Regions from separate parts of the Homo sapiens genome. Here region 1 is linked to region 2. The links are chromatin loops, found by intact Hi-C in ENCODE. Cell type or tissue: PC-3. All regions are shown on one strand. Each heading gives the region's core, and the rest is flanking DNA. Links, peaks and the distances in the headings are about the cores only. Region 1 has its middle 32 kb from the start of SOX9. Region 2 holds the start of LOC124900392 (a long non-coding RNA gene).

Region 1 (16,513 bases), core at 3,437-11,436, 79 kb before region 2:
TATTCTCCTGCTCTTCAACCATTCTATGCTCCATTCACATCAAATAACTTATTATTCCTCCTTCTTTCTCCTCCTCCTACTTCCTCTTCTTCTTCCCCCTTCTGCCTTTCCTTTTTCATCCCCAAATCTCTTGGGTCTGCTTTTGCTAATATTCCTCCTTCCATCTGAGATGCCTTTCTTTTTAACTGTAAATCTCTATATATTCAAATTCTACTTGGATTTCAAATCTCATCTCAAGTGTTACCTCCTTCTTTTATAAAGCCTTCTGTTATTACCCCTGAATTCCATTTTATGGCAATAAGAACTTTTTCTTGGAGTAGTACTTTTTGTGGTTATATCTTCTCTCCTATTATTAGATTGTACATTCTTTGAAGGCAAAAGTCATGTTCAATTCACCCTGATAAAGCTAGAATGAATACAACAATGCCTTAAACACAGTATGTGATAGGCACTCCATAACCACTAATATGTTAATGAGGACACGGAGGTGTAGTCAAACAAATAGACACACTGGCTAGATAGCTTCATCTGCATACAGTTTTTCAACTTGTCCAAGACTGAAGTCATCTTGTCCCCCAAGTCTTTATTTTCTGTTAGAGTGAGGGGTCTCAACACCATCCAGTTAAAAATTCTCAAAGCATCCTCAACTCTCCCTACTCCCATGCCTTTACAATCAATCCCCAAGGCCTCCTGATTTTACGTACCAAACATTCCTTTAACCCGTACCCCTCTTCCCTGCAACCACCGTCCTAGTTAGAAATCCTTTCTCCTAGATTATTGCATCATCCTTCTTATGGGTTTCACCAACTCAAGGGTTACACTTGTCTACTTCATACTCCATTTTGTCCAGTGAGTGATCAATCTAAAACAATCCTGATTGTACCAATCTCCCAGGTTAAAATATTTCAAAGCCTCCCCCTTGCTTATAGAATAAAGTCCAATCTTTTTAATCCAGCCTGGAAAGTTCTTGGTTATATGGTCTTTCTCTACTCTGAAGAGCTTTATCTCTTGCCTCTCCTTTCTTTGCTCTTTAAGGAGAAAGCAACGCTGTACCCCTTGATGCTCCTTGCTGTATCTCCCCTAGCTGTGGCTGCACATGAGTGATCCTCTGTGCTGATCCTCTGATCTCTTCTCCTGGGTACTCCTGCTTACTCATCCTCTAAGCCTTAGCTGAGAGTAAGCCTTCCCTCCTCCTGGGCTGTGTCAGCCTCTCCACTGCACTCTCAGACCACTTTCTTATTCTCTCCTCCTACCGTTTACCACATTACATTGCAATCATCTTTTCTCATACCTGCCTCTCTCATGAGACTGAGCCTTCTGTGATAATGATCAGTATTTTATTTTATTTGCATGTGCAACCAGAATAAAGAGTAGCCCCAACCCCCCGCTTTTTTTTTGTCACTTTGTAAATGTCATTGGGGCAATATGAAACTTTGGTAGAATGCTTTATTTCCTAATTGCTAAGATTCCTACTACTTCCAAAGATTCAGAAGGAAAACACGATGCTCCAAGACGGGTCAGGACTCTTGCCCAGCTAGCTTTCATCTGGTTCATCCTGGCAAGATTGGGAGAGTTGATGGAAATACTTCAACTTCCCTGTACCCAAGCCAAGGGTTCTTATTATGAGATGACCTCATTAGTGACACATCATTATTTTAACCATATTCAAAACTGAGATGTGTGGAGAAATAGAAAGTAAAAAATAAGAAGAAGAAGAAGAAGGAAAAGGAGGAGGAGGAGGAGAAGAAGAAGGAAAAGGAGGAGGAGAAGAAGAAGGAGGAGGAAGAGGAGGAGGGGAAGAAGAAGAAGAAGAAGAAGAAGAAGAAGAAGAAGAAGAAGGAGAAGGAGAAGGAGAAGGAGAAGGAGAAGGAGAAGGAGAAGGAGAAGAAGAAGAAGAAGAAGAAGAAGGAGAAGGAGAAGGAGAAGGAGAAGGAGAAGGAGAAGAAGAAGAAGAAGAAGAAGAAGAAGAAGAAGAAGAAGAAGAAGAAGAAGGAGGAGGAGGAGGAGGAGGAGGAGGAGGAGGAGGAGAAGGAGAAGAAGAAGAAGAAGAAGGAAAAGGAGGAGGAGGAGAAGAAGAAGAAGGAGGAAGAGGAGGAGGGGAAGAAGAAGAAGAAGAAGAAGAAGAAGAAGAAGAAGAAGGAGGAGGAGGAGGAGGAGGAGGAGAAGAAGCAGAAGCAGAAGCAGAAGAAGAAGAAGAAGAAGAAGAAGAAGAAGGAGGAGGAGGAGGAGGGAAGGAAGGAAGGAAAAGGAAGAAGGAAGGAAGAAGGAAGAAGGAGGAGAAGAAGAAGAAGGAGGACAAGGAGGAGAAGAAAGAGGAGAAAATAAAATAAGCCACACTGAAATTTCCTGATTAAAAAGAAATTTTTAACCATCTAAAAACTGGAAACCCCCATGAGGTTGCTACAGTTTCTCTCCCTTTGTCTGGAAATGACAATATGAGCAGTGAGATCTAACAAAGTTCTCTGAAAAATACAGAAAAAAATTGTCAAGTCCTGAAATGCCCGCAGAATGCAGTCTAGGCCTTGAGCCTTCTGTGAGGGAAAGTAATTGCGGTTTTTCCCATTACTTCTACACCAACCTAATATATAGCTCCACATAATAACGTTTTACCTGGGGTTACTATTCTAGGCATTGAATAAATCAATTAAGAAAGGCTTTTCCCAAAATGGAGCCTGCGCGATGTTTGAATTTTGCTATCTCCTGCTTCACACTCTTGATCTTTCTTCGCGGTGGCAGCTCTGGTAACCCCCTTTCCTGCTGCCCACAGCCAGCTGTGTAGGAACGAGAGGGACATGCTGCATGAAAAGGAGTCTGATTGCTGAGGAGCAGGGTCTGGGGAAACTAAGAGCAAACCACCTATACAGCCTGGAGGTAATGAGACCTGGGTTGTCCTTCTGTCTGCAAATTGGAATCAAAGTGATTATTTTTACTGTACCGTTGTTCTGCTAGATTTTAGCTGAAGCTTTATCAAAGCCTGGTTCATTTAAAACAGTGTTTCTAGGGGAAAAAAAATACATTCCAAATTCCAAACAACAAGGTTGCAAATGAAGGTGTGGGAAAGAGTCTCTTTTTAAAGTGGAGATGCCACATGTCTTTGTTAATTAACCAGAAGATTGGAGTCAGTATTCCTCGCTGCTTTCTCAATACCTTCAGTTCTTACTGAACTTGTCATTAACCCAAACATCCTGCTTTATTCCCATCAAAACTGTTTCCACGTTTGTTGTTCTTCGTCATCATGATCTTTGTGCAATGGATTTTTGAAACTAAAAATCTCAGGACTTCACTTTTGACCCCATTGAATTTCATTTGGCTTGTTTTGATGCCTGGCTACCAGACTCTTCAGATCATTTTTAATTCTTATTGGTAATACTATCAATATTGGTTATCCTGTATAACTGTTGATCATCAACACATTTCAGAAGCATTTCTTTTATGACTTCATCTAATTTTTTTTAAATTAAAGTGCTAAGTAGGACCATGGTAAAGTAGAACTCAAATGATCTTCCCCTGAAGATGTTCCCTCACATTAACACCCTTCTATTAATAGCATTGAACAGTCAAAAAAGGTTTGTAAGATATGGCAGCCATCCTAAGCACAAGGGTAAAGAAGCTTGATATCTGCCTCAAATCCCTCCACCCTGTCATGGGTACCAACCAGGTGTTATCGAAAAGGGGTCCCAATCCAGACACCAAGAGAGGGTTCTTGGATCTTGCACAAGAAAGAATTCAGGGTGAGTCCACAGAGTAAAGTGAAAGCAAGTTTATTATGAAAGTAAAAGAATAAAAGAATAGCTATTCCATAGACAGAGCAGCCCTGAAGGCCGATGGTTGGCTTTTTTTTTTTTTTTTTTTTTTTTTTTTTTTTTTTTTTTTGAGATGAAGTCTAGCTCTATCGCCCAGGCTGGAGTGCAGTGGTGCGATCTCGGCTCACTGCAACCTCCACCTCCCGGGTTCAAGCGATTCTCCTCCCTCAGCCTCCTGAGTAGCTGGGATTACAGGTGTGCACCACCATGCCCAGTTGATTTTTGTATTTTTAGTAGAGACGGGGTTTCACCATGTTGGCCAGGCTGGTCTCAAACTCCTGACCTCGTGATCTACCCGCCTCAGCCTCCCAAAGTGCTGGGATTACAAGCGTGAGCCACTGCACCCAGCTGCCCATTTTTATGGTTATTTCTTGATGATATGCTAAATGAGAGGTGGATTATCCATGCCTCTCCTTTTTAGACCATACAGGGTAACTTCCTGACGTTGCCATGGCATTTGTAAACTGTCATGGTGGTGGCGGGCGTGTAGCAGTGAGGATGACCAGAGGTCACTCTCCTCACCGTCTTGATTTTGGTGGGTTTTGCCAGCTTCTTTACTGCAACCTGTTTTAACAGCAAGATCTTTATGACCTGTGTCTTGTGCTGACCTCCTATCTCATCGTGTGACTTAGAATGGCTAACTGCCTCAGAAGCAGCCCAGTAGATTTCAGCCTTATTTTACCCAGCTCCCATTCAAGATGGAGTTGCTCTGATTCAAACGCCTCTGACACAGGTATCACGCTAGAGCTTTATGAGTTAATACCAGACTGTTGATTGGTCCTCATCACACCCTCAAATCAAGGCCTTATAAAAAGAAAATTTAGAATTATCACCTGTTTTAATTACATTTAGTGAAAATATCTATTTTGAGATATTAAATGATAATATAGAAATATTTATATTTCTCAAACATGAGCTTTAAAAAAAAAGTGTGAGAACTGCTGCTGAAGTGCCCAAGTCTCACCCTTCAAGCCTCTGGGTAGGTCAGCAGCCCCATTAATGAGATGTCTTTATCTCTCCTCCTCAGTGACACCGTGAGGCAAAGCTAAGCAAGTCAAAATCACTTAAGAGGCAGTTATTTCATCTCTGACAATCAAATCTTGTTCTGGACAAAAGAGAACACTTTATACCATGAGGCATTTTATAGATAAGCTGCTGAGAACTCCCAGCACCCACAGTACAATCAGGTTCATCAGCTGACCTTTTATCTTCCCGTGTGACAAAGCAGGGACAGACCCTTCCCAAGGACACAATGTGATCATGAGCGGTCCAGTCCCACGAAGCCTGGTCTTCACTTCTTTTGCCACCAGCAGGGTGGTTGTATGGGGGGGTGGGGGGTGGGGGCAGGGGGAACAGGGATAGAGGCATGTAGGGCTTTGGGGGATTAGTCAGAGCCATCAGTCACCTAACACTTGAAGAGATCTTCTAAAGGAACAAGAGACAACGGAGTGGAAGGAGAACTATCTAGAGAAGAAAGGAAGATGGTAATAGCTAACATTCCTTGAGTATCTACAACATGCCAGGTATGTTCTAGGCACTTCGCATGCCTTGTCTCAACCAAACAACAGCCTGATGGGGAAAAGGCACTAATATCTCAATTTTACCTGTGGAGAAACTAGGGCAACAAAAAGTTAAGTCAAAAAGTCAGTATCAGATAGTTGGTAAACAGCAGAGATGGGATTTGAACCCAGATAATCTGGATCCAGACTCTGCCCTTGAATTCTCCGGCCTCCCCAAGTGTGGTGGTGTTGGAAGTGAGATAGAGCAGCCCCACTGTGCCAAGTTTTAAGTCTTTCTTCAAGGGCGTGCAATGGAAACACTACAAGAGAACGGCTTGCACCGAACACATTTTCAAAGTCCTTGAATAAAGGCTGTCTCTGCCCTTTTTCCTGGGCCCTACTCTCACCCTAAACCTCGGTATCTTCTGCCCCACCTGCTCCCACACGGTGGCTTCTCCCCCAACATCTCCAATGACAACTAGGTTGGCAATATTTGGGATCCATTTGTTTTCGATTATACTACACGCACTCACACCTCCTCCTTGGTCATTTCGTAAGAGGTCTGGAGAGGTTTTGGAAAGCATTCATTCCTTCCACCTCATAGAACCTTCTCCTTCCCATTAAGAGTGGCCACCCCAAGGGTATATTCCACTAGGAGAGGGGCTGGGGCTTCCACTGTGAGAAGGAGGAGGGGGAGAAGAGGGAAAAGAGGGAAGAAAAATGGAAAAGGAGGAGGGGAGGAGGGGAGAACAGAGAGGAGGGGAGGAGGAGAGGTCGGGAGAGGAGGAAGGGGGAGGGGAGGTGGGGAAGGGGAGGAGGAAGAGGTTGTCTCCTCAAAGGAAGAGGCTTTTCCCATGGAAATGCACTGTGGCTGGTGCCCATTAGCATCCCTATGCATAATAAGGGTTCAGCCTATTGTCATGCAAATTAATTCAGATGACAACACTCTCTCCTCGACAACACTGCCCCAGCACAAGGAAGTTTCTCACACTGTCTCAGCCAATACTAACCGGCCTCTACGCCATCTTTCATAATTATTTTTCTCCCCTTCACTCCTGCAAGGTTTGTTCTCAGCTACATCCCCCTTCACTTCCCAGCTGCTGTTGGCTCCTTTTCATCCCGGAACAGTCAACATCATCGCCATAAACAAAATACAATGTTTTTTAAAAATGAATCAAAACCAGGGGAAAAGTTACATTTCAGATCAATGCTGAAAACGAAGAGTTTGACTAAACAGAGAAACCAAGTAATTTCCAGGCTTCCACGGAGCAGCGACTCCTCTGTTCCCTTTTCCCATTGTGGAAAGATTCCAAGCAGCATCTCTTCTCTCCGGCAAGCAGCATTCTCCTGTGGGTCACTCGGGCCCTGATAAGACAGATCCTCTGTGTTTGACTATAAAGCAGTGACTCATCCTTGCCATTGTTTGTCCTGCCGACCTCTTAGTCCTGGCCACTGACCAAGTATTCCTGCTTATCCACATCAGCAGGCTTAAGTTCAGCCACCAGGCCACTGCCACCGGCTGAGGCCAGTTTTTACCCTGAAGCGAGTCCTCTGTCAACTCTAACCCAAGAGCCAAGAGAAAGAGCAAACAAGGGTGGCTTCAGACCAAGCCAGAAGGAGGTGACGGCAGAGCTACAGCTCATTCGTGCTGTAGGCGCAGCCTCTAAACCCTCTTTTCACCTCTCCACCCCATGGATATCCAGATACTTTGTCCCTAACCCTTTACTGGCCTGAGCATCTGATCCCTGCAGCCTAAAGTTAAGAGCTGGCACTCGCTCTCACTTCTGTAACTATGCCTTCTTGTTCTGTACACAGCACACTAGACTAGTTTAAAGCACAGTTCCAGGTTCTGAAGATCGAGTTCAAATCCTGATTGTCTATTTTCTAGCTGCACAATCTTAGACAAGTTACTTACACTGTGTGCTTCAGTTTACTCATCTATAAAAAGGAGGTAACAATTGTTACACACCTCCCAAGGCTGTTATGATGATTAAACACATAATACATTGAAAGTGCTGAAAACGATGTCTGGTATGCTGTAAGCATTTTAAATAAAATGTTAGCAAGGGTTATTAATTAATTTTCCCAGACTTCACCTTTTTTTTTGGTTTATCTGACTTACTCCCCTTTCTAATTGAGCCAAGTTCACTCCTCTACTTATTGCTTCCAACCCTACTCCAGGCAGCCCCGTTCTGGTTTCTTTTGCTGTCCAAAATGTTTTGCAACAATAAAATGCATAATATCATGCAGCATTGCTAACACAGAAAGAATGTGACCCAGAGCCTACCCTTGTCCCAAACACCAAACTGGTCCCTGACAGTCCTGACATTTCTACCACACATTTGAGTAGATGAGGTAAGGAAAGACAGGGGCAGAGAAGGACACAGTAGAAATAAACTGCAGCTTACACATTATCTGAACAACAGAAAGGCTTTGTAGCCAGACAAATTATATGCAAATTATATGCAAATCTGAATGTAAATACTTTAGGCCCAGGGAGAAAATCCTTGAGGAGACATTCCCATTCCCTTCACCCTCACTTCCCAAGCTGCATTTTCTTTTCTGATTGGTTAGTCGGGAACTCATTATGAAGATTCCAAGGTGCATATAATTCTCTAAAGAAGTTCATTCTACCTGCTTGTCAGGGGTCAGAGGCTGAAGAGACCTCAGGAAGGCAACATTACTGCAGCTTACACCTCCAACCGAAGGGAGGGCTACGTCCATTCAACTCCAAGCCAAGACAAAGAGGAAACGGCCTGGATGGCTGTGGACTAGCTAAGAGCTAAAGAAAGGACAGACCCCCTCAGGGACCTTGGGCTGGGCTGGACAGGGTTACTTGCCTGGGGAGCTAGGTGGCACGTTTCTTTTCTTTTTTTTTTTTTTTATTATTATTATACTTTAAGTTTTAGGGTACATGTGCACAATGTGCAGGTTTGTTACATATGTATACATGTGCCATGTTGGTGGCACGTTTCTTAATTTTGGTTAGAGGACATGCACTTGCTGAAGCTCACTCTACCAGGATTTGCTCACATTGTTTTAGGTATTTGACCAAATTTGAAAGGACGCATACACTAATTTGCTTGGAGGTGGGAGCAGAAAGTGGAAAAGGGGGGAGAAAAACACAGCTACTTCATTCATTCATTCAACAGAAACTTCCTGGGGCTCTACTGAATGTTGGGCAGCACCCCCAGCCATTACGTAGGAGCTTTCATCTAAGCTTCTCAGAAGCTAAGCATTCCACACTGAGAAAACTCAGTCTCAGAGGGCACACCTTGCTGTAAGTTTAATGCCAGCATAGTTGCTGAAAGAAAATCAGATCTATAACTACATTGCTGTCATGAGTGAGTGGTTATGGTTTACCTCTGCTTTCCTTGACCCTCCCATTGGAAATGTCCCCTGTTCCTTCCCTTCCGGGTGATGATCATGCCTTATATTTCACAGAGAAGATGGAAGCCATCCCCACTAAACCTACAGATGCAGCCCCACTTTAGTCATCTTCTCCTCCTCCTTCCCTGATGCTTCAGGGGAAAACAAGTCCCTTCTGCTATCAAAGACCAATTGCTCCAAATCCTCCCCAGGGACCTGCGGGCTCAGTTAGTCCTCTCTCCGGGGCACCTTCAAACTCCCTTTCACTTCTTGAGCCTTCTTGTCTGCATTCAAACAACAGGTCAATCAATATATTAAGTGGATTACCTGCATCATGCACTTAGATTAATGCTTGTTACATAGCAGGTGTGCCTAAGAGTTTCCTATAATCATTCTATGAAAAGCTGATCAATCTTACTAGTATCGGGAACAGGCATGAAACACCAATGAGATTTCATTTTTTTGTGCAAGAGCAGCACTGTCTGGCAGAACTTTCTGTGATGGCAGAAATGCTCTGTATGATCATTGTTAATATGATCGCCTCTAGGGCAATGTGCAGTTATCAAACATTTGGAATTTGACTGGTATGGCTGGGGAGCTGAATTTTTTTATTTTATTTCATTCTAATCAACTTATATAGCCATACATGCATAGTGCTTACTGTATTAGTTAGGTAACACTGTTCCAAATATCTCGCAAAAACTTTAAAAAAATTGGCATTACCCAGCATGGCAGAGAGTGTGGAAAGACAGGTGCCCCCATACACTAACAGTGGGTGAGTCAATAACTATGGTCCTTTGTAGGGCAACATGGCAATATTTGTCATTTCAAATATGCATTCTTCAAGTTCTCAGAATCTAGACTAAAATAAACTCATATAAGGGCACAAAAACTCATATAAGAGTAAGAAATTTGCAATTTGCACGTGTTTGTTTCCAATTTTTCCCTATTGCAAATTATTCAATAATGTATGCCTTTGCTTATCTGTAAACAGAAGATAATAACAGATAATAGGCTGGGTGTGGTGGCTCACACCTGTAATCCCAGCACTTTGGGAGGCCAAGGCAGGGGATCCCTTGAACCCAGGAGTCCAAGACCAGCCTGAGCAACACAGGGAGACATAGTCTCTACAAAAAATAAAAAAATTAGCCAGGTGTGGTGACATGTACCTGTAGTCCCAGCTACTCAGGAGACTGAGATGGGAGGATTGCTTGAGCCCAGAAGGTTGAAGCTGCAGTAAGCCATGATTGAGTCACTGCACTCTGGCCTGGGCAGCAGAGCAAGACCTTGTCAAAAAAAAAAAGTATATGTGTGTGTGTGTGTGTGTGTGTATATATATGTGTGTGTGTATATATATACACACACACATATATATACACACACACACACACACACACATATATATATATATAAAAAATAGATAATAATCATGCCCAGGGTTATTGAGAAGACAGAAGTCAATTTATCTTAAATGCCTAACAGAAGTTCTAGAACAAAGGAGATGCTAAATAAATGGTAACTATTATCACTTTTTTTTTTTTTTTTTGAGATGGAGTCTTGCTGTCACCCAAGCTGGAGTGCAGTGGCATGATCTCAGCTCACTGCAACTTCTACCTCCCAGGTTCAAGCGATTCTTCTGCCTCAGCCTCCCGAGTAGCTGGGACTACAGGTGCGTGCCATCACACCCGGCTAATTATTTTTGTATTTTTAGTAGAGGTGGGGTTTCACCATATTAGCCAGGCTAATCTCGAACTCCTGACCTCGTGATCCACCCGCCTCGGTCTCCCAAAGTGCTGGGATTACAGGCGTGAGCCACTGCGCCCACATGTGATAACTATTATTAATTAATAATAACAGTACTAGCATTGAAAACTCAGGATTGGGATCAAAGCCTTGTAACCCCATTCTTAAGGCTTCCTGGTTGTATGATTAGCAGAATTCAAGACGGACCTGCTGTCTCGGGGGAAGAAACCTTCAGAGGAGAATGTAATAGAGAGGTCTCAATCACAGGAGGGCATACTGCTCAGACTCCGTACTCAGTACTCTATCAGGGCAAAGGGTGCAGACCAGTGGTTCTCAACTATAGGGGATTTTGGACACAGACTGCCCAGATCTAACCCCAGCCCTTCCTCTCAGGAACTCTGCACCATGGGGAGTTACTCAGACTCTCTGGCCATAGCTTCTTCATCTGTAACATGGAAATGATGAAGATAATAAAGAGAGTGTGTCCCAAAGGGAAAGATTATATGGCTTAATATAAGCAAAATGCTTAACTTTTGTGTCAATTGCATAGCAGATGCTATAGCGGTGATGATCCCTGTTATTTGCCTAGGCCCATGGTATGGCCCAGACCAAAGTCGACCCCCTTTATACTTCAGTACTCGGTACTAAAATAAACCATGTGCTAAAATAAACCCCAGAGCTCAATTCATTTCTACTTAGAATCACTAGAGATGTGAAATTTCCAGAAACTACAAAATTTGAAACTATAAAAAATAACCATCACAAAAACTTTCATGTATATGTGTCTGTGTGTGATGGAAGAGAGACTTTGTGAACTTTTATAATTACTCAGTGCTGCTTGTATACGGCACCCTTGAAAGTTTGAAATCCTTTGGAAGGATTAGAAGCACAGGCATGTTATAGAGACTTGATTTGTTTATTACCTTGCAGTGCTGGGCATGTTTTCAAACTAGAAATGGGTGAGGGGCGTGGGGCTGGAGAGTCACAGGCTGTGAGAGTGACTGCCATCAGGAATGACAGCATGGTGTCGGTCACTGTCAGTCAGGGATGAGTCAGGAATTGAGGTCCCATCCACATGCATCCTCAGCCTCGCTGCTTCTCCTTTAGCCCAAATGGCTCCTTCCAGATTCACATCCCACCCTCACACTCCCTCCATCTTTTCTCTTTCTCTGTGTGATGGAAACAGAGTGAACACTGCAGTCCCACTGACCTGTGTTGAAATTCCAGATTTTTCCTTTGTGTCCTTGGGCAAGTTATTGAACTCCCCTGAGCCTGGCTTTCCTTACCCGTGGGGCTTGTTCTCAGCCAGCTCTCAGATCCCTGCTAAACTCTGAATGGCGGATAAAGAATTAGGCTTGTGCCGGGCGCGGTGGTTCATGCTTGTAATCCCAGCACTTTGGGAGGGTGAGGCGGGTGGGTCACGAGGTGAGGAGTTCGAGACCAGCCTGGCCAGCATGGTGAAACCTCACCTCTACTAAAAATACAAAAATCAGCCAGGCGTGGTGGCAGTCGCCTGCAATCCCAGCTACTCGGGAGGCTGAGGCAGGAGAATCGCTTGAAACTGGAAGGCAGAGGTTGCAGTGAGCCAAGATCTAGCCATTGTACTCTAGCCTGGGCGAAAGAGTGAAACTCCGTTTCAAAAAAAAAAAAAGAATTAAGTGTGGACTCCTCTGTCATGGCTAAATTCCCTCCTTCCCTGTGACTTCATATGCTGAAGTCCTCACCCCTGGTATCTCAGAATGTGATTGTATTTGGAGACAGTGCCTTTAAAGAGGTAATTAAAGTAAAATGAAGTCTTATGGGTAGGCCCTAATCCAATATAACTGTTATCTTTACAGTAAGAAAAGATTAGGATGCAGACACACACAGAGGAACGACTGTGTGAGGACAACACAAGGCAAAGACACCCATCTACATGGCTGGGCACAGTGGCTCATGCCTGTAATCCTAGCACTTCGGGAGGCCAAAGCAGGGGGATCACCTGAGGTCGGGAGTTCGAGATCAGCCTGACCAACATGGAGAAACTAAAAATACAAAATTAGCCAGGCGTGGTGGCACATGCCTATAACCCCAGCTACTCGACAGGCTGAGGCAGGAGAATCGCTTGAACCCAGAAGGTAGAGGTTGTGGTGAGCCGAGATTGCACCATTGCACTCCAGCCGGGGCAACAAGAGGGAAACTCCGTCTCAAAAAAAAAAAAAAAAAAAAAAAAGACAGCCATCTACAAATCATGGAGAGAGGTCTCCAAAGAAACAAATCATGGCAGACCCCTTGATCTCAGACTTTCAGCCTCCAGAACAATGAGAAAATGATCTAAGCCATCCAGCCTGTGACACTTTGCAATGACAGCCCTAGCAATTCCAAACAGGTTGGAATTACAGAAGGGAACCAAGACTTGGTTGAGAGGCTTGCTTCGTTTAATGGAAATAAACCTTGACCTCTTTTTCTAGTAGAGGTCACTGAATTCAGCCATGGACTTCAGTAGGGTTGTTCTTACGCCTCCTCCAGACGTGCGATAGCACAAAAAAAGAAACTGAGATCCTGGGATCATTTCCAAAAGCCTTTTTTCATTACCAAAATGTGTCTTTCCTAGGCCAGTCTTCCATCATCTCTCTCTCTCTTTTTTTTTTTTTTTTTTTTTTTTTTGAGACGGAGTCTTGTTCTGTCGCCTAGGCTGGAGTGCAGTGGCGTGGTCTCAGCTCACTGCAAGCTCCGCCTCCAGGGTTCACGCCATTCTCCCACCTCAGCCTCCTGAGTAGCTGAGACTACAGGCGTGTGCCACCACGCCCAGCTAACTTTTGTGTTTTTAGTAGAGACGGGTTTCACCCTGTTGGCCAGGATGTTCTCCATCTCTTGACCTTGTGATCTGCCTGCCTCAGCCTCCCAAAGTGCTGGGATTACAGGCATGAGCCACCACACCCAGCCTCCATCATCTCTTTCTTTCTTTTACTCACCACTCCCCACCACCCTCTACCCTACACACACAATTTCACAGATAGGGGGAGGCAGACAAGTGCTTGCATCTTCTGCTGCCTCTAGCTCCACCAGGAGAATGCAGAGACCCAAGAAACCACAACACAAAGGGAAAAAGAAGAAACCGTGGGATCTAACCCATTTCCTTCCCACTTGTTACCTGGTTCTCATGTAACCCAGTCTTAAATGTCCAATGTCCCTGTTGCATGGTTTTTTTGAGGGCCTGAGCCCATTGAATTGTTTTCATTTCCCTAGATGCCCCCTTGTGCCATCAACAAAGACGGATGGTTGGACCCTCTGGCTACCTTCCATACGACTTTATTTGCAAAATCCAGGAAAAAGGACTGGGCGTGGCATTAGAACCCCTTATCAATGTGGAGATGGGCGGGGAAGACTAACAGAGCGGAACAACGGAAGACAACCCTGAAGGCAGCTCTTCCATCAAATGAGTTCTGCTTTAGATTTCACAACTCACACAAAACATCACACTACGCCTGCCAATCGTCCCAGCAGGGGAGTGGGGGGGCCGTTGGTGGGGGAGAAAAAAGCAAAGGCATCATTCAAGCTGCCTGCCCTGAACCCATCATCCCCTGTGTGTGCGTGGACTGTGCTGCTCTGTCCTCATAATTCACTTCCCCGAGGTGTCACGGTGTGAAGGGCCCAGGCATGCTTCCTCATGGTTTCCCTAATCCTCCCTTGTCAAGTAACATATGCATCACTCCCTCGGCCTCAACCCAGTCTTGGCAGATCCTCCACCAACATCTGTTGCCCGAGGCCTGCCTCATACAAGCTTCTCCTTCATCAAATGACAAGACCAGTAGGTAAAACTCATCTCTTCCTTCCCTTTCTGCCAGCTCACAGCTTGGGGTCCCAAGGTCTAGCACTTCAGCGTCAAACAAGCACCAGTCAGGCCAAGAGGCGGAGGCGGCCCCAAGAGTGTATCGCCAGAGACATCTTCCTCCCCATCCCCCATCAGAAAGATGCCCTGCTGACCTCCTCAACAACATCAGTAATTTGTCTTGGAGAGCCGCCATACCTACAGCAAACACAGGAAGGATTAGAACACAACATATGCTGCACAGCAACAGAAACATGCTAAGGTCCTTCCTGAGTCTGAAGGATTATTGAGGGGGAGGAGAGAGAGAGACAGAAAGCAAGAAAGATGAATGTGGAATAAGAGAAACCCCATTTATTCATCCAATATTGAAAGGAAATGGATGCCTTAGAACTGGGTGTGTTGAAGTCAAATCCGATATGGGCTTTAAAGCCCATTGGTGACAGATGTGGACTTTCGCCAAGTCAACCACAAAATAGGATCAAAGGAAGTTGAAAAACAACAACAACTGGGTCTCCCTGGCTAAAGTTTTTTGCTGCCCTTGGAATGTTGGCCCAGTGGACATCATCAGGAAGTGGAAGAAAGACTAGGAAGGGCTACATTTAAATAAGTTAGAAAAAAATAGAAAGATCCAGAAGCCAGTCTGATGCCTTGAGGATTTGGGGCATTCTCCTCGCGTAAAGAAGCAGAAAACACCAGCTAAGGTGGAGACTGATGTCTAGAACCAGTACTGCTCCTTAGAGAGGAAATCGCTTCACCTTATTCAAGAGAAACACATGTTGAGCCATAATCAGTGCATTTCACAGGCGAAAGGGACAGTAAAGTGTTGGGAGTCATAGGCCATATTATTTGGGTTCAAATACAAGTTCTGCCACTTTTTAGCTGTATGACCCTGGGAAACTTCTTAACTTCTCTGGGTTTTATTTTCTCATCTAAAAATAGGGTTGATAATAATAGTTGTCTTAAAGGGTTAGAAGGATAAAATATCCCCATATAATATGCTTAAAACAACGTCTGGCAAGGGTAAAAACTCAATAAATATTAGCAACTATTTTGATATTAATTTGTAAGAATAAATTTACCTCCTATAGAATGTCCACCTTGGGGCAGAGAAGATCAAAAGCACTGCGTGTGTATTCACAATTCTGAACTCAAAGAGTCTCTATCAAGTGACAGTAATTTGCAAATGAAAATTATGTTATACAAACGTGCAAATTTTTTTTTTTTTTTTTTTTTTTTTCAGACGGAGTCTCACTCTGTCTCCCAGGCTGGAGTGCAGTGATGCGATCTCGGCTCGCTGCAAGCTCCGCCTCCCAGGTTCATGCCATTCTCCTGCCTCAGCCTCCCGAGTAGCTGGGACTACAGACGGCCGCCACCACACCCGGCTAATTTTTTGTATTTTTAGTAGAGACGGGGTTTCACCGTGTTAGCCAGGATGGTCTCAATCTCCTGACCTTGTGATCCGCCCGCCTTGGCCTCCCAAAGTGCTGGGAGCACAGGCGTGAGCCACAGCACCCAGCCAAACATGTGCAAATTTCAAATTCCTCATTTCTCACCTCTAAAGCCAGACTCGACAACCCATCCAGTGAGGGTTGAAGACGTAACTAAAACAACAACAACAAATGCCTTGAGAAGAAAGATATGCTTCAAACAGGGTTATCCATTTGCTAGTACTTTCTAGTTGGGGCCAAGTTCTAACTTGCTCTTTGGTCAACGAGGATAGTTAGCAACATCAGCCACTCTGTAATTACCTGGCTACCCTCACCACCAATGGAATATCAACCCTTCTGTCCCTCCTCTTCCAAATCAGCTCTTCACTACTCTTTTTGCATAATCTAAAGATCTATATTTCTCAGGTCCTTTCAGCCAAGCTTTGTAGAGATCAATTCCCTGGTGTCAGGCTATAGCTATGTTAGAGGCCAGTGGGAAAAAGGATATGCTATCATCACTCATTCCAGGGAGAAGCCCCTTTATACAAGATACCTCATCCACTGGCAAATGTTCCTAGCTGTGGGAAGGAGAGCTGGAAGCTCAGACGAGATAAGAGGCTGCATGCCACCTCACCCACTGACTATTCCTCTCTGGAGGAGCTCCCTGTGTAGAAGAAATTGATATCTCTCCATAGGAGCATCTCCAAGGCCAGCTGTGTATAGTCCAGGGTAACAACCATAAAAGCTGGGATATGGGGATAGAATAAGTTTGCATGGAAATTTCTCATCTTAGAAAAAAATTAAACAGAGTTTACTTGAACAAATAAGGTAGTCTTCTGGTTTTTAGATCTATTCAAATAA
Region 2 (16,513 bases), core at 3,221-11,220:
TTGTTCTGTAGCAGTGCTGCTCAGTCTGGGATTCATGTTAGGATTCATTGGAGGACTTATTTAAAAATAAGGATGCCGACTGGGCATGGTGGCTCATGCCTGTAATCCCAACACTTTGGGAGGCCTAGGCGGGTGGATCACCTGAGGTCAGGAGTTTGAGATTAGCCTGGCCAACATGGTGAAATCCCGTCTCTACTAAAAATACAAAAAGTAGCCGAGTGTGGTGGTGGGCACCTGAAATTCCAGCTACTTGGGAGACTGAGGCAGGAGAATTGTTTGAACCCGGGAAATGGAAGTTGCAGTGAGCTGAGATCGCACCACTACACTCCAGCCTGGGCAACGGAGTGAGACTTCATCTAAAAGTAAATAAATAAATAAAATAAGGCTGCCTAGGACCCACCCTAAGAATTTCTGATTTAATTCACTTGAAGTGGAGTGCAGACATCAAAGTCAGACCTCCTCAAGCTTTTAACTCCAGACATGTAAGATTGTCCACTACAGAATAATTTGTAATAGCAAAGACTGGAGGCAACCCTCATAGGAGCCTGGCTAAGTAAACTCTTAACTTAGAATACTATGCATCAGTTAAAAAGAATGAGAAAGATTTCTCTGCGCTAATATTGAAAAATCTCCTGAATACATACCAAAAAAAGAAAAAGAAAAAAAAAAAAGCAAGAGGTAGAACAGTGTTTATAGGGTACTATGGTTTATGTAGAAAAAGGGAGAAAATAAAAATAATACAAGTAGTGACAACAGGGAACAAGGAGTGACGGAATACTTTCCAAATGGGTAAGATTAAGACTTTTCATAGGGCCGGGTGCAGTGGCTCATGCCTATGATCCCAGCTCTTAGCGAGGCTGAGGCAGGTAGATCGCTTGAGCTCAGGAGTTTGAGACCCACCTGGGCAACATGGCAAAAACCTGCCTCTACAGAAAGACCAAAAAAAAAAATAAATCAGCCAGTCATAGTGGCATGCATCTGTAGTCCCAGCTACTCGGGAGGTTAAGGTAGGAGGATCAACTGAACCCGGATCAACGGAAGCTTCAGTGAGTTGTGATCATGCTTCTGCATTCCAGCCTGGGTGACAGAGCAAGATCCTATCTAAAAAAAAAAAACAAAAACAAAAAACAAACAAAAAAAACAGAAAAAAACTTTCATGATGTCTTTATTCTCAAACATGTAAATTACCTATTTTAAAAATAAAGCTTGTGGCCAGGCGCGATGGCTCACGCCTGTAATCCCAGCACTTTGGGAGGTCGAGGCGGGCGGATCACGAGGTCAGGAGATCGAGACTATCCTGGCCAACGTGGTGAAACCCCGTCTCTACTAAAAATCCAAAAATTAGCTGGGTGTGGTGGTGCATGCCTGTAATCCCAGCTACTCGGGAGGCTGAGGCAGGAGTATCACTTGAACCAGGAAGTCCAAGTTTGCAGTGAGCCAAGATCATGCCACTGCACTGCAGCCTGGCAACAGAGCGAGACTCCGTCTAAAATAAAATAAAATAAAATAAAATAAAATAAAATAAAATAAAGCTTGTAAAATGAGCAGCCAGGTTTGAAAACATTGATCTCGGGTAAAGTCAGCAAACTGTAGCCAGGAGCCAAATTCAGCCTATTGCCTGTATTTTTTTTTAATTACAATTTTAATTTTAGAGCAATTTCAGGTTTTCAAAATTATTTAGAATACAGAATTTTTCTGTATACCCCACACCCTTTTTTTCTTTATTAACATCTTGCATTATGGTGGCACATTTGTCACGATGAAGGAACAAATATTGATCAATTATTGTTAACTAAAGACCATACTTTATTCAAATCTCCTCAATTATGCCCTAATATCCTTTTTGCATTCCAGGACCTCACCCTGGACACCACACTACATTTAGTCATAGTAAGTCCTTAGCCTCCTCTTGGTTGTGATAACTTCTCAGAGTGACTTTCTTTGTTTTTGATGACTTTGACAGTTTTGAGGGATACTAGTGGGGCGTTTTGTTGAGGATTCCTCAATTGAGATTTGTTTTTGGTTTTTTGGTTTTTTTTTTTTTCTTGATTAGACTGGGATAATGAGCTTTGGGGAGGAAGACCACAGATGGAATGTGCCACTCTCGTGATCATGGTATCTCCCCTGCCAGGTAAGTATGGAAAGTGCCACTCTCATCACATCAAGAGTCCATGCTGTTGGCCAGGTGTGGTGGCTCACGCCTGTAATCCCATCACTTTGGGAAGCCGGGGCAGGTGAATCACCTGAGGTCAGGAATTCGAAACCAGCCTGGCCAACATGGCAAAACCCCGTCTCTACTAAAAATACAAAAATTAGCCGAGTGTGGTGTTGCGCACCTGTAATCCCAGCTACTTGGAGGGCTGAGGCACAAGAATTGCTTGAACCTGGGAGGCAGAAGTTGCAGTGAGCTGAGATCGTGCCACTGCACTCCAGTCTGGTGACAGAGCAAGAGTCTGTCTCAAAAAAAAAAAAAAAAAAAAAAAAAGTGCTTGTCTACATGTCTATGTGAAAGTCCTTTGTTGACATTAAAAAAAAAAACATCCATGCTATCAATGAGATTTATTGATATCGATATTAACCTGGCTCAGGTAGGGTTTGCTGGGTTTCTCGCACTTTGTTTCTCCCTTTCCATACTCTAGTTTTTGGAAGAAAGTCACTATGTGTAGCCCACACTTAAGGAGGGGGGAATTACGCTCCACCTTCTCAGGGGTGGAGTAGCTACATACATTATTTGGAATCCTTCTGCACAGATGTGTCTGGTCTCTTCCATTTGTTTACCCAGTCATTTATCTTTATCATTATGAATCATGGGTATTTACTTTATATTTTGGGGGTTATATGGAATATTACTTTATTTATTTTAATTATTTTTTTTTTTTTTGAGATGGAGTCTCGCTCTGTCGCCCAGGCTTGAGTGCAGTGGCATGATCTTGGCTCACTGCAAGCTCTGCCTCCCAGGTTCACGCCATTCTCCTGCCTCAGCCTCCTGAGTAGCTGGGACTACAGGTGCCCACCACCATGTCTGGCTGATTTTTTTTGTATTTTAAGTAGAGATGGAGTTTCACCATGTTAGCCAGAATGGTCTCGATCTCCTGAACTTGTGATCCTCCCGCCTCGGCCTCCCAAAGTGCTGGGATTACAGGCATGAGCCACCGCACCCAGCATGTGGGGGTTTTATCGTTTTGCTTTTTTAAATTTCATTTTGTTTTGGTGTTGGTTTTTGAGCATTTTCTTACTTTCTGCCACTACGAGAGGCTCCTGGCTCGTTTTGCGCATTTCCTGCTCCAGTAGAGTCAGCTATATGAGCCCTGGTTCTTTCTATAGACAAATGGTTTTAGGAACTAAGACCAGGCACTAGGTGTTCTCATTGTTACTGGAGTGTTAGTGCTTCTAGATTCTTCCAACTGACAGAGCAAGGAGACATATATACGTGTGCTAACCTGTATATATATGCAGATCAATGAATATTTCTACATGTAATTATCTGTTTCTACATTAAGCTAAATATGGATTTGTACTTATGTCTCCAACTCGAATCCATTAGCACACAGATCATTCCCATCTCCTCCCCTTGCTTATCTGTGAGCTCCCATTCTAGCAATGAAAAACCTGGCTCCCACAATCTTTGATCCATTCACTGAACTGTCCAATTCTGGCCTTTATGCATAATGGTTTCAGAATTGCTAACCCTTATCTTCCCCACAAAAAAGTGTGTGTGGGGGTGGGTAGAAATGCCAATACAGTGCTTGTATACAGCTCCTTTTTTTCTAGTATTATTATAATAATAATTATTATTATTTTTGATGGAGTCTCGCTCTGTCACCCAGGCTGGAGTGCAGTGGTGTGATCTTGACTCACTGCAACTTCTGCCTCCCAGGTTCAAGCGATTCTCCTGCCTCAGCCTCCCGACTAGCTGGGATTACAGGTGTGCGCCACCACGCCTGGCTAATTTTTGTATTTTTGTTACAGACAGGGTTTCCCCATGTTGGCCAGGCTGGTCTCAAACTCCTGACCTCAAGTGATCTGCCCGCCTTGGCCTCCCAAAATGCTGGGATTACAGGCATGAGCCACCGTGCCAGGCCTACAGCTCCTTTTTCTTTCAGTCTTACAGACTTCACTCACTTTCAAAGTTACTTAGGTCAGTACCTTATTCCCTGACCTCATTCATTGATGTTCTTTCATACATTTGTAAGACTTCTACATCCTTCTGTCACATCTGCATTCCACCCTGGGATCCCTCAAACTCTTAAATAATATTTTTAAAACATTGTAGACATTAAGGTGCACTTTTCTGCTGTAAAGTTCTATGGGTTCTAATGAATGCCTAATATCTTATACTCACCATTACAATATTATGCAGAATCATTTCACTGCCCTAAAGAAGTCCCTGTGTTTCACCTATTCATCCTTCTCTCTTCTCTGAACCCCTGGCAACCAACAATCTCTTTACCAACTCTAGGTTCTCTTAACTGACAGAGCAATGAGACCTATATTTTGCCTTTTCCAGTGTGTTATATAATTGGAATCTTACCCCATGTAGTTTCTCAGACTTACTTCTTTCACTTAGCAGTATACATTTAAGATCGATCCATGTCTTTCAATGGCTTCATGCCTCATTTCTTTTATTGCTGAATAATATTCTATTGTATAAATGTACCACAGTTTATTTAGTCATGTACCTATTGAAGGATGTCTTGGTTACTTCCTGCTTTTGACAATTATGAATAAAACTGCTATTCAGATGCAGTTTGTTTTTGAGACAGATTTTCACTCTGTCACCAAGGCTGGATGGAGTGCAGTGGCACGATCCTGGCTCACTGAAATGTCAGCTTCCTGGGTTCATGTGATTCTCATGCCTCAGCCTCCTGAGTATCTGGGATTACAGGCATGTGCCACCATGCCCAGCTAAATTTTTTTGTATTTTTAGTAGAGACAGGGTTTCATCATGTTGGCCAGGTTGGTCTTGAACTCCTGACCTCAAGTGATCCACCCACCTCAGCCTCCCAAATTGCTGGAATTACAGGCGTGAGCCACCATGTTCAGTTCACATGCAGAATTTTGAGTGGACATGTGTTTCAAACCAGTTGGGCAAATATCTAGGAGTGTGATTGCTTGATTGTAGGGCAAGACTAGTTTTATAAGAAACGGTCAAATTGTATTCCAAAGTGGTTGTACCATTTTGCATTCCCACCAGCAATGAATGAGAGTCCCTGTTGCTCTGTATCCTTGACAAAAGCTGGTATTGTTAGTTTTTGAATTTTAGTCATTTTAACAGGTATTTCATTGTTTTAATTTGCAATTCCCTAATGACAAATGATATTTATTATCTTTTCATATGCTGTTTGCCATCTATGTATCTTCTTTGGTGAGAGTCTGTTCATAATTTTTACCCATTTTTAAATTGAGTTGTTTGTAGATTGTGTATTTTGGATACATGTCTTTTTTGGATATATGTTTTGTGAACATTTTCTCCCAGTCTGTGGCTTGTCTTTTCACTTTTATGTGATTCTATTTTGCATAGCAGAAGTTTTCCATTTTAATAAAGTCTGACATCAATTTTTTCTTTCATCAATTGTGCTATTGGTGTTATAAGAACTTGTCACAGACCCAAGGTTATGTAGATTTTCTGTTACTTTTTCTTCAAGAAATATTATAGTTTTTCATTTTATGTTTAGGCTCATGTCCATTTTTAGTTCATTTTTGTGTAAAGTGTAAGATTTGTGTCTAGTTTTTTTTTCCATATGGATATCGAATTGCTCCAGTATCATATGTTGAAAAGATTATCCTTTCGCCGTTGAATTGCCTTTGCTCCTTTGTCAGTGATCCACTGACTGTGTTTGTGTTGGTCTCTTTCTGGGCTTTCTATTCTGTTCCATTGATCTATTTGTCTATTCTTTCACCAATATCACTCTGTCTTGATTAGTATAGCCTTAGTGTGAGATATCTGGTAGTGTGAATCTTGCAATGTTGTTGTTATTCTTCTTCAGTATTATGTTACCTTGGCCCTTTCATATAAGCCTTAGAATCAGTTTGTCATTCTCTATAAAATAGCTGCCTGGGATTTTGACTGGGATTGTGGTGAGTGTACAGAACAAGTTAGGAAGAAATGATATCTAAACAATATCAAGTCTTCCAGTCCATGAACATAGAATATCTCTCCACTTATTACATTTTTGTATTTTTAATCAGAATTTTGTAGTTTTCCTGGTTTTGTAAATAAAGTTTTATTGGTTCACAGTCATGCTTTTTTTTTACATATTATCTGTGGTTGCCTTCATGCTGTAACGTCAGACTCGACTAGTTGCGACAGAAACCATGTTATTCACAAAGCCTAAAACACTTACTATCTATCTGGGCCTTTACAGAAAAAGCCTGATGACCCCCAATTGAGAGTTCAAATCGCAGAGCATCTTTTCTGTGATCCTGTTTTCTACGATCTCCTTCTCCTCATGGACTTTGGAAAAGAAAACATCCTCTAAAAGAGGAATAAGAACATCTGGAGCCTCAGCAATGGGTTAGAAACTCTTCTTTTGAGGAAGTGGGTGGGGAATCAATAGTAACCTTCCTTATTATCCAGATTTCTCTGGCTGAATTTAGAAGTAGGCTTTTTGTTTGTTTGTTTGTTTGTTTGTTTTACATTGTGTTTATGTTCTAAGCTCAGTACTATTGGCCTAGAAGTATCTCAATGTCCATTATAGCAACCGGAACATAGGAGGTTTTTAATAAATATTTGATAGATGAAATATGAAATAAATTATGGCGCTGGGCACGATGGCTCACACCTGTAATCCCAGCTACTTGGGAGGCTGAGGCACGAGAATCGCCTGAATCCAGGAAGAGGAGGTTGCAGTGAGCTGAGATTGTGCTGCTGTACTTCAGCCTGGGCCACAGGGCAAGACTCCGTCTCAAAAAAAGAATAACAATAATAATTATGTAAGAGAGAAGAAAAAACAGTTACTCTGAGGTCTGCTAAAGTGCAGGAGTAACATCCTCAGGAGCTATGGAAACAGAACTAGGGACAACTGGCACAGATGCATGGGCCATGTGGCTAGCAGCAGATGTATGGGAAGGAAGGTCCTTCTCGTAAAAAAAGCTGTCAGATAACACCACGCACTCGTTTTCACACTTAGCAAATGTAGTCTTGAGTCGTGTCTGCACCAGTACTAAAGCGATATGGAAATAATATTAACCACCATCATGTTCCAGGCACTGTGCGAGTGTCTTTATAGAATACACCAATCCACACAACAGCTCCAAGGTAGCCTTTAGCGTTCCTGTTTTGTAGTTCTGCAAACTACCAAATCAGATAGCAAAATGACTTCCTTAAGATCTCCTTGTTTTGAAGTAGCAACACCAATGCTAACTGTCCTGGGGAAGAAGAATCTTGCTCTACATCACACCTTCCAGCTGCATCAAGCACCAGCAAATAGCACAAGATGCTGTATAGCTCCTGGCTTTCATTCAGTCAGCATGTATAGATGCCCATCTCCAGGGATGTCAAAGGAGTATCATAGACGTTACAATACTAGAAAACATCTTTCCATGTCTGTGAATGTCTATCCCTAACCCTAGTCTGTCAGTCAATCAGTTGGTCAGCCAGGGGAGTGACTTCAGTTGAGGACACAGCCCTCTGCAGCAGGTGTTACAGGGACATCAGCAAAGGGACAGACCTACTTCCTGCCCACAGGAACCTTATGCTCTCCTGGGAACTCACATACCCCTGCCCTACAAGGAAAGTCAATGAATCCATTAAAAACTGCAGTGAGACAAATGATCATTTCTATACAGATTTATATACACCGGCATTGGTTGAGTGTGATTAAAAAGCTGTGGAGCCTTCAAACCCTTCAATTATTCATGCCTTTCATTTATATAACAAATCCTCATCAGTGTCTGATTTCCACTGTTCAAGTAGCCATTTAAAAAAACTAACATTTTTGGAGCACTTAACTAATTATTTGTAGCATTTTTGTGGTAGATTTATATAGACCTCACAATATATCAACCATGCAAGGTACCTAGGACAGGAATTATTATTATACCCATTTCAAAGATTTGTATATCGAGGCTCAGAGAGGTAAGGTGATTTGTCCAAGGTCACACAAGCTGGCAAGACAAGGCCTGTCCACCAGCCTACAGTTCCTTTGCTATTGTCATGTCCCCAAAGTTCTTGTGCCCTAATCCTTTCTCTCTAACCATGTAGAATAGAAAGAGTAGGTTCCTAAGAGTCAGAGAAGAAGACTCTGGCATCTCATGACCACTTGGCTAGACTCCTTCCCCAGAGGGGAAACTTGCTCTGAGCAAGTTTCAAAGAATGTCCTCATTCAACTTCTGACCCCAGTAGTGGCACAGCCCACATGTGAACCAGAGAAAAGTGGTAATCAATAATGGTGACCTTGTTTTTTCAAGCTTTTGTTGAAGGTCACAGGTGTTCACAAACTCTTCCCTCTCTTCACCCACTAATGTCTTAGATCCTTTCTGAAGGGCAGGCTGAAGGGCAGAAAGGTTAAATGGATTAACTATTCCATGCATGGGCAGAGATTATGACCCAAGTCCCCATGATACTAAGGCTGATCTCCAATCACCCATCCAATGCTGTTCACCTTGGAAAAGATCTGGCATGGTTTACTAATGATGGGCCAGGTGCCACAAGCATTCCAATGCATGCTTTAAAATGCATTCTCAGCAGTGGGAATGGACTTGCCTACATCCTTCAAACTCATTCCAGACAGGAGATTATTTTATCTTGTTCACTCTGGTGTCCTGACACCAAGCACAGTGCTTGGCCCATAGCAGGTGACCAATACATCTTTATTGAATGACTGAAGCTATCTACACCACCTCTGTCCTTGAGCTAAGTCCATGACACAGAGGCCAAGCAAGATCAATCCATTTTCATGGCATTGAACTTACAATCCTGGATGGACTCTTTCTCATGCTACACGGACTTACACAAACATGGTTATAACATACAACCAGAATGGAGGAGGGGCACCGTGAGGATTGAAGGAGGCAAGGTAAGCAGGTGCTGAGCTCTGAGCTTCACACTATCTGGACTGGAGAGACCAGTTCACTGATAAATTAAAGATGCTCAAATGTAGAAGATCCTTGGCAGGAAGGAAGGGTCTTGAGCCATTTTGAAGCAGGCAATTCATTTTGTGATTCAAGATTCCAGATTGGTGGTTCTAAAGATTAACTTGTAGAAAACTCAGAAGTACTAGATAGAATAAATGCCTGCCTTAGGGGGAAGTATTATTATTATTGCTTTATTTTTCCCTGGGAGGAAGAATTACTACTACTCGATGACTTCTACTACTACTACCATTACTATTACTATTTCCTTCTCTGACCCCTTTTTTCCCTTTGGCTTAAACGTCTTACTAGAATTACTCAGGAGATCATAAAGAGAGAGCTACCAGCACTCTCTTCCCCAACCCCCACCAAATTTGTTTTAAAAATATGTATGAAGCTATAGAGAGAGGCAGATCTCAGAAGATTGGGCAGAGCTACCGCAGCTGCAAAGTTATAAGCCCATAAATAAAGTTTATGGTTAAACTGGCCTGACCTGGCTTTGCCCCTAGGTACAGAAGCAGTATCTTGTCATTAGTATGCAGAATACATCAGCCTGAAGTCTGCTCATTTGTTCTCAAGCCACTTGGCTCTATAAATCTTTTGGAAAGGGTGGGGCGGGGAGTTGGGGAGCCAAAGTGAGGGGCAGACAGAAAAAGAGCAGGGGAGGGAGGAGATGAGCCAGGGCTGCTAAGAGGAGTTTCTCTACTGCAACCCAACAGGCGGCCACTGGCTCATGTCACTTGGTGGAGGGAAAATCACAGGTCCCATAAAATAAACTATTTTGCTTCTCCAGCCATAGATAAAAATGTGAGAGACTATGGGAAACAAAATCTAAGCTGTAAGACTTGAACTTTGTTTACCCCTTCTAGTTCAAAAAACAAGTTCAAAGTTACTTGTCCCAGGATTTTACTTAAGAAGGAAAAGCCTCCCGCTTTTTTGTTGCTTATTTTTGCCTCTGTCTTGTTTTGATGGTTTGTTCTTCAGTCCAAAGAAAGGACTGGATTTTGCTCTCCCACACCACACAGAGGGCTCTTGGAAAAGCTGATGGGGTCGTTTTCAATACCTCCATCCTCAGCAGACCACTGAGTGGGGGGGATGCTCAGCTCGCTGCCATCTCCGCTGAGGAGTACATAGGAGAAAACACAAGGACGAAGGGGCATGCAGGAAAGCTGAGCTTGCAAACCTCCCTGAACTCTAGGGTATGGAGAGCTGATGTAGTTTGCTGAAGATGAACATTTATTTCTCCTTTGTTGGGGTAACCTTCAGTCTATTTCTCCTGCTGTAGGAACCCAGGAATGAATACTGATTCTGCCAGTCTCTTTTCTGGAGACCCTGGCTGCCAGTGGAAGAAAGGACATGGGGGAAGAGGTGGGTCTTGATAGTTGTTGCCTCTTCAGTGCTTTCACATTTCCCATTGGACAGCAAGCAAAGAGGCATGTTTTCTTCAGTCTCCACCAGGGCAGAAAGGACACATCTGGGCGCCTTGGAAAGCTGTTGCCACGATCATCGCAGAGCCTTGCCAGGGAAGGCTGGTGGCAGGGAAGGGCAGGAAGATGCAAAAGAGGGCCTAAGCACCACTCGGAGACCGCCCATCCCCCAACATTGTTGTCTGCATGAAAGATGGTTAAAATTAACCTCAGGGGCAGCCTTCAAGGGGAAATTGGAGGGAAGGTCTTACAGGGCCTCAGGGCTGTGGGTGGAGGAGGGGGCTAGACTGCAGTTTCCAAGCTGTCTGTGCCAATTCCTGATGACTTGGGGTTTTTTTTTGTTTTTTGTTTTTTGTTTTTGTTAGACAGAGTTTTGCTCTTGCCGGGGCTGAAGTGCAGTGGCGCCATCTCAGCTCAACCTCTGCCTCCTAGGTTCAAGTGATTCTCCTGCCTCAGCCTCCCGAGTAGCTGGGACTACGGACATGCACCACCACACCCGCCTAATTTTGTATTTTTAATAGAGATGGGGCTTCACTACGTTGGTCAGGCTGGTCTCGAACTCCCGACCTCAGGTGATCCACCTGCCTTGGCCTCCCAAACTGCTGGGATTACAGGCATAAGCTACCTTGCCCGGCGGACTTGGGAGAACTTTCAGGTGGTGGGTTTGTAGTTGAGCCTCAGGCCCTTTATTTTAAATATGCATTTTCTTCCTTTACTCCAGGGATTCCCACCTGCAGCATTATTTATATTTGAGGCTAGGTAATTTGTGTGTGTGCATGCAAAAATGTCTCTAGACATTGCCACATGTCCCCGAGGGCAAAACTGTCCCCAGTTGAGAACCACTGTTCTACAAATCTCCTGCCTTTTGCCTCTCCAATTCAGTGGCCAAGAGTCAAGCATGGCCAAGGGCAAGCAGGGCCCAAGGCAAGTAGCAAGAAAGGAAATACAAAAGGAGGCCCTCAGCTTCCAGAGTTTCAGGAATTTATTCCTCCAGAGTGCTTTTAAACTCATCATTAGAACAAAGAACAAACACATACAAGCAAAATGATTCTTCAGGTCAGGCTGCACAATTTAGCAAAAAGGAATACTTTTTGTTATTTTAGTATGAGCATGTCCTACATAGTATTTGGAATATACTTTTACTAAAGAAAAAAATGGTCGTTTATTCGAAATTTGAATGCACCTGAGCATCCTATATCTTATCTGTCAACAGTATCTTCAGGTAGAGGTAATCATACGGGGAAAAAATCCAGAAGGAGAACACATGTCCTCATTGGGCAGAAATATCCCATTTTGGCCAGATAGGGTGGCTGATGTCTGTAATCTGAGCACTTTTGGGAGGCCAGGGTGGGAGGATTGCTTGAGCCCAGGAGTTTGAGACCAGTTGGGGCAACATTGGGAGACTCCATCTCCACACACACAGACAAAAACATTTTTTTAAAGTTAGCCAGGCATGTCACTGCACTGAAGCCTGGGGAAGGAAGGAAGGAAGGGAGGGAGGGAGGCAGGACGGGACGGAGGCAGGACGGGAGGGAGGGAGGCGGGGGGGGGGGGGCAGGGAGGGAGGCAGGCAGGGAGGGAGGGAGGCAGGCAGGGAGGGAGGGAGGGAGGGAGGCAGGCAGGGAGGGAGGGAGGCAGGCAGGGAGGGAGGGAGGGAGGGAGGCAGGCAGGGAGGGAGGGAGGGAGGCAGGCAGGGAGGGAGGGAGGGAGGGAGGCAGGCAGGGAGGGAGGGAGGGAGGGAGGGAGGCAGGCAGGGAGGGAGGGAGGGAGGCAGGCAGGGAGGGAGGAAGAGAGGGAGAGCAACATGAAAAAAAAGAAATATCCTATTTTCTTGGAGCAGGATTTTACCTGTAATCGAAAAAACGTAAAAGAAGACAGCCCTCACCTTCAGACCACTGAAGCACTCTCAGAATTCTGGCGGCCCCAGATGACCAGGGAATGTGTGAGTGATAGTCTAGACTCCTCTTGGTCTGGAAAAGCGGCCTCTGCTCCCCACTGGTGGTCCTATTTGCACACCCACATTGGAGAATCTTCCCTCTGCGCTTGGCTGCAGAGGAAATGTGACCCTGGGTGGCCGAGTCTCTGCCAAGCTTTATCTGGAAGGGGAGATGTGACCACTTCATAAATCCACACGGAACAAGCATGTTTTCTGCTGGAGCAGGAGATCTTCACTGGCCTTTTTTTCTGTCATCAATCTTGTTTCCTCTTTGAAGGAGAGGGCCCATTACTCATGTCCTGACAGAATCAAAAGAGAGAAGGAGGGGCCCCGGAGAAGAAGAGAGACCTAATGCGGCAGGTGCAGCCTCTGAGAATCCGGGGCGGAGATGGAGAGGGGGCACAGGTGTGGGAAGGGGAGACTGACACAGCCGGCTCTCTGGAGGAGCTCACCCTGCTGGCTCAGCTGAGTTTAAGGGGGAAGCTGCTCCTGGGGAGAGGGAATAGGAAGCAGAAGGGGATTCATCACCAGCACAGACACACAGCTGCGTCTGCAGCTCCTTCAGACCGTCAGAACCTCTGGTTCAGGAGCAGGAACACAGGTGTCAGACCCACGTCTCCATCTTGCCCTGGCTTCTGACTCTGGGCACCCACTCCCCCATATAGGCTCACATTGTTCGTTTGTTAAGTGAAGGGCCTGACCCAAATGCTTCCTGGATTCCCTCATGTTGTCAAATTTGACCTTGGACTGTTCTGCTTTGCCTTCCATTTCCTTCCTGTGGAACAGGGGGATGCCCAAGCTTGGGCTGTTTTGCCATTTACCTCCTTTGGTGAAATTCTGACACTCTGAGAATCCCTAGGAAACTCCTGAGTCCTGTGAATTTCTTTGCAGTTGATGCAAAGAGATATGACGTCTAACGGGAGGACACAGCCTCTCAGAGGATTAGCCACCAGGAATCCTAGTGGCTGAGGATAAGCAGTCCTCCTTTACAGGGTAACCTCGAGGGAACCAGGTACCTTCTAAGACTCAGTTATACCCACCTGCAAAGCGGGGAAAATAATGCCTGCACAGCTTACCTATTGGGACAGCATTTGAGACAGCTGCTATGGAAGCACTTTTTTTTTTTAACATAGAACAAAGCTCGCATACATTATACATAATTGTACACACGAGTGCGATACATGCACATACAACACATACACACGCAGGGCGATGTGAACCCAGCAGTCCCTGGACTTCGAAAATGGAAATGAAATAAGAGTGTGTCTGGGAAGGGAGGAGGCCAGGTCTTGGGGAAGAAACTGCCAGTCTGTCTTCCCTCCAGGACAACAGCTGAATCCCAGAGCCTCATCAGACAGGCCCTCCATGTCTCAGTAAAACTAAACTGACAAGCATGACCCCTCCTGCACAGTTCACCTTATTGAAGCTGTCTGGTAGGTGAGACATTTATTAACATGGATGGACTGCCTACTGAGAGGGCCCTGCTGCTGGGCTCAGCAGAGCGAATTCCGTCCCCAGATGCAATAAGTCTCCACTTCAATGTGGAATGTGATCATGTCCTCCTTGCTGAAGGAAGGTCGTGCTTTTGACGTGAGGATTGTTGATCCACAGAGTGGAGGAGCTCCAAGTGCAGATTCCAGCACCAGGAGGCATGTCGTTCCACAATTCTGGACTGGTCACTTCAAAACTCAGTTTCCTAATCTAGAAACTGGATAAAAACTGTTCAAGGAAGAAATAAGAACAGGGAGGGAGAGCGGTAAAATAATCACTGATATGGTTTGGCTGTATTCCCACCCATATCTCATCTGGAATTCCCACGTGTTGTGGGAGGGACCCCGTAGGAGATAACTGAATCATGGGGGTGGTTTCCCCCATACTGTTCTCGTGGTAGTGAATAAGTCTCAGGAGATCTGATGGTTTTATAAAGGGAAACTCCTTTGGCTTGGCATTGATTCTCTTGTCTGCCACCATGTGAGATGTGCCTTTCACGATTGTGAGGCCTCCCCAGCCACATGGAACTGTAAGTCCAGTAAATCTCTTTCCTTTGTAAATTGCCTAGTCTCAGGTATGTCTTTATCAGCAGTGTGAAAACAGACTAATACAATCACTGACTGCATCATCCCATTAGAATGCTGGATGGGTCACAAGCCAGTTCTCTACACTAGGCACCCGGCACACATACCTATATTTAAGATAAAACATTGGGGAAAAATCCCAGGGCCAGCTTAAGCCACAAGGCATACATGTTAGCTGTCTATTGCTAATGTCCAAATGACCCCAAACCTTAACAGCTTGAAATAACAAACATTTAGCATCTCATAGTTTCTGTGGGTCAGGAATCTGGGTGCAGTGTAGTGGGGTCCTCTGCCCCTGTGAACCTCACAGGCTGCAGTCATCTCAAGGCACAGCTGGGGTGGGGTCAGGGTGGGTGAGCTTCCAAACCCACTCACATGGCTGTTGGATGGAGGGCCTCGGATCCTCCCTGGCTGTTAGCCTGATGCTCCATCAGTTCCCTATCACATGGGCCTCTCCGCTGCAACTCACAACCCTTTAATCGACTTTCCTTCAAACAAGGGAGGGTGATGGTTAATTTGATGTGTCAACTTGGCTGGGCCATGGTGCTCAGACATTTGGCCAAAGCATTATGCTGAATGTTTCTGTGAAGGTGTTTTTTGAATGAGATTAACATTTACCTTGGCAGACTTTGAGTAAAGCAGATGACTTGCCACAGTGTGGGTGGGCCTCGCCCAATCAGTGGAAGGCCTGCGTAGAACAAAGATTGCCCTCCTCTGAGAAAGAGGGAGTCCTGACAGCAAACTGTGTTCACGCTGTAACCACAAGTCCTGCAGGGGTCTCCGGCTTGCTGGCCTCCCCCATCAGATTTTGGACTCACCAGACCTCTATAATCACATGTGCCAATTCCTTAAAATAAATCAATCTCTCTCTCTCTCCATTTCTGTCTGTCTCTCTTTGTTACCTCTGTCTCTGTATATCTCTGTGTCTCTCTGCTTCTGTCTCTGTTTGTCTCTCTGTGTCTCTCTGTGTGTGCATTTCTCTGTTTCATTCTGTCTCTCCATGTCTTTCTCTGTCTCTGTTCCTGTCTCCGTGTGTCTTTCCGTATCTCTCTCTGTCTCTGTCTCTTTCTGTCTCTTTGCCTCTCTGTCTCAATCCCTCTGTTTCTCTTTGTTTCTTTCTCTATGTGTCTCTCTCTATGGTCTCTCTGTCTCTGTCTGTCCCTCTTTCTCTTATTACTTTCTCTATGTCTCTCTGTCTCTGTCTGTGTCTCTCTGTGTCTCTTTCTGTTTCTGTTTCTCTCCCTCTCTCTCTCTATCTCATACACGCCCCATATTAATCCTGTTTCTCTGCGAGCCCTGACTGATACAGTGAGAGGGAGAGAGGCACAGCCTTTGTGTATCCTGATCTTGGAAGTGCCACCCCACCACTTTGCCACTTTCTATTTGTTAGGAGTTGCTGGCTCCAGCCCACACTCAAAAGGTGGGGTTTACCAAAGTGGGTGGGGAATCACTGGAAGCCAGTGTCAGGGGAAGAACCAAAATTCTTGTGAAACCTGTCAGTTGCATGATCTTGGGGCAAGTGATTTAGCCCCATCAGTCTTGTGTTCTCATCTCATCTCTGAGGGCTTTAGTACCTCCTCCTGGCACGTGTTGTCAAGTAGGAAGAATGCATGAAATACAACTCAATAAATGTGTATGACAATGAGGAGTTAAGCACTTGAGATCTTCCACTGTTTTGTAGAGCTAGCTGCATCCTTGAAGATGAATGTGTTTGGCCTGGTCACATTGGTGTGAGGACACGGAGGCTCAGGAAGGCAGAGCAACTTGCCGAAGGTTGATTTTCTCATTTATTCCCCAACTGCCCCCTCTGTCAACTTTCCTAGTCCTCGGAATTCTGCAGCAACTGAAATCTCCTTCCAGCCTAAGCCCATGACAACAATGCTCACAGAGGCAAAGTCTGCCTTGTAAAAATTATTTTTTTTCTTTTGAGATTGAGTCTGTCTCTGTTGCCCAGGTTGGAGTGCAGTGGCACGATTTCGGCTCATTGCGACCTCAGCCTCCTG

Evidence for each region. A loop is a pair of places that touch in the nucleus more often than their neighbours do. Peaks named below come from ENCODE experiments on the same cell type or tissue, not always from the same donor. Only the 100,000 strongest peaks of a DNase experiment are listed, where the experiment ranks them.
Region 1: it touches region 2 in a loop (2.6-fold over the local background); 2 of 110 quality-filtered maps call a loop at or near these places.

Annotation. Positions count from the first base shown.
Region 1 is chr17:72,144,981-72,161,493 of GRCh38, forward strand. No RefSeq gene overlaps it. Among named protein-coding and RNA genes, the nearest start is that of SOX9, 32 kb to the left of the region's middle. In PC-3, for the core only: no CTCF peak of the experiment used is centred there; DNase peaks (open chromatin) are centred at 6,851 and 7,551; H3K4me3 peaks cover 1,732 bases; H3K27ac peaks cover 1,925 bases.
Region 2 is chr17:72,224,567-72,241,079 of GRCh38, forward strand. It overlaps LOC124900392 (a long non-coding RNA gene), which reads right to left and starts at 12,754. Exons shown (of 2, transcript XR_007065892.1): 1 at 12,385-12,754. In PC-3, for the core only: no CTCF peak of the experiment used is centred there; no DNase peak of the experiment used is centred there.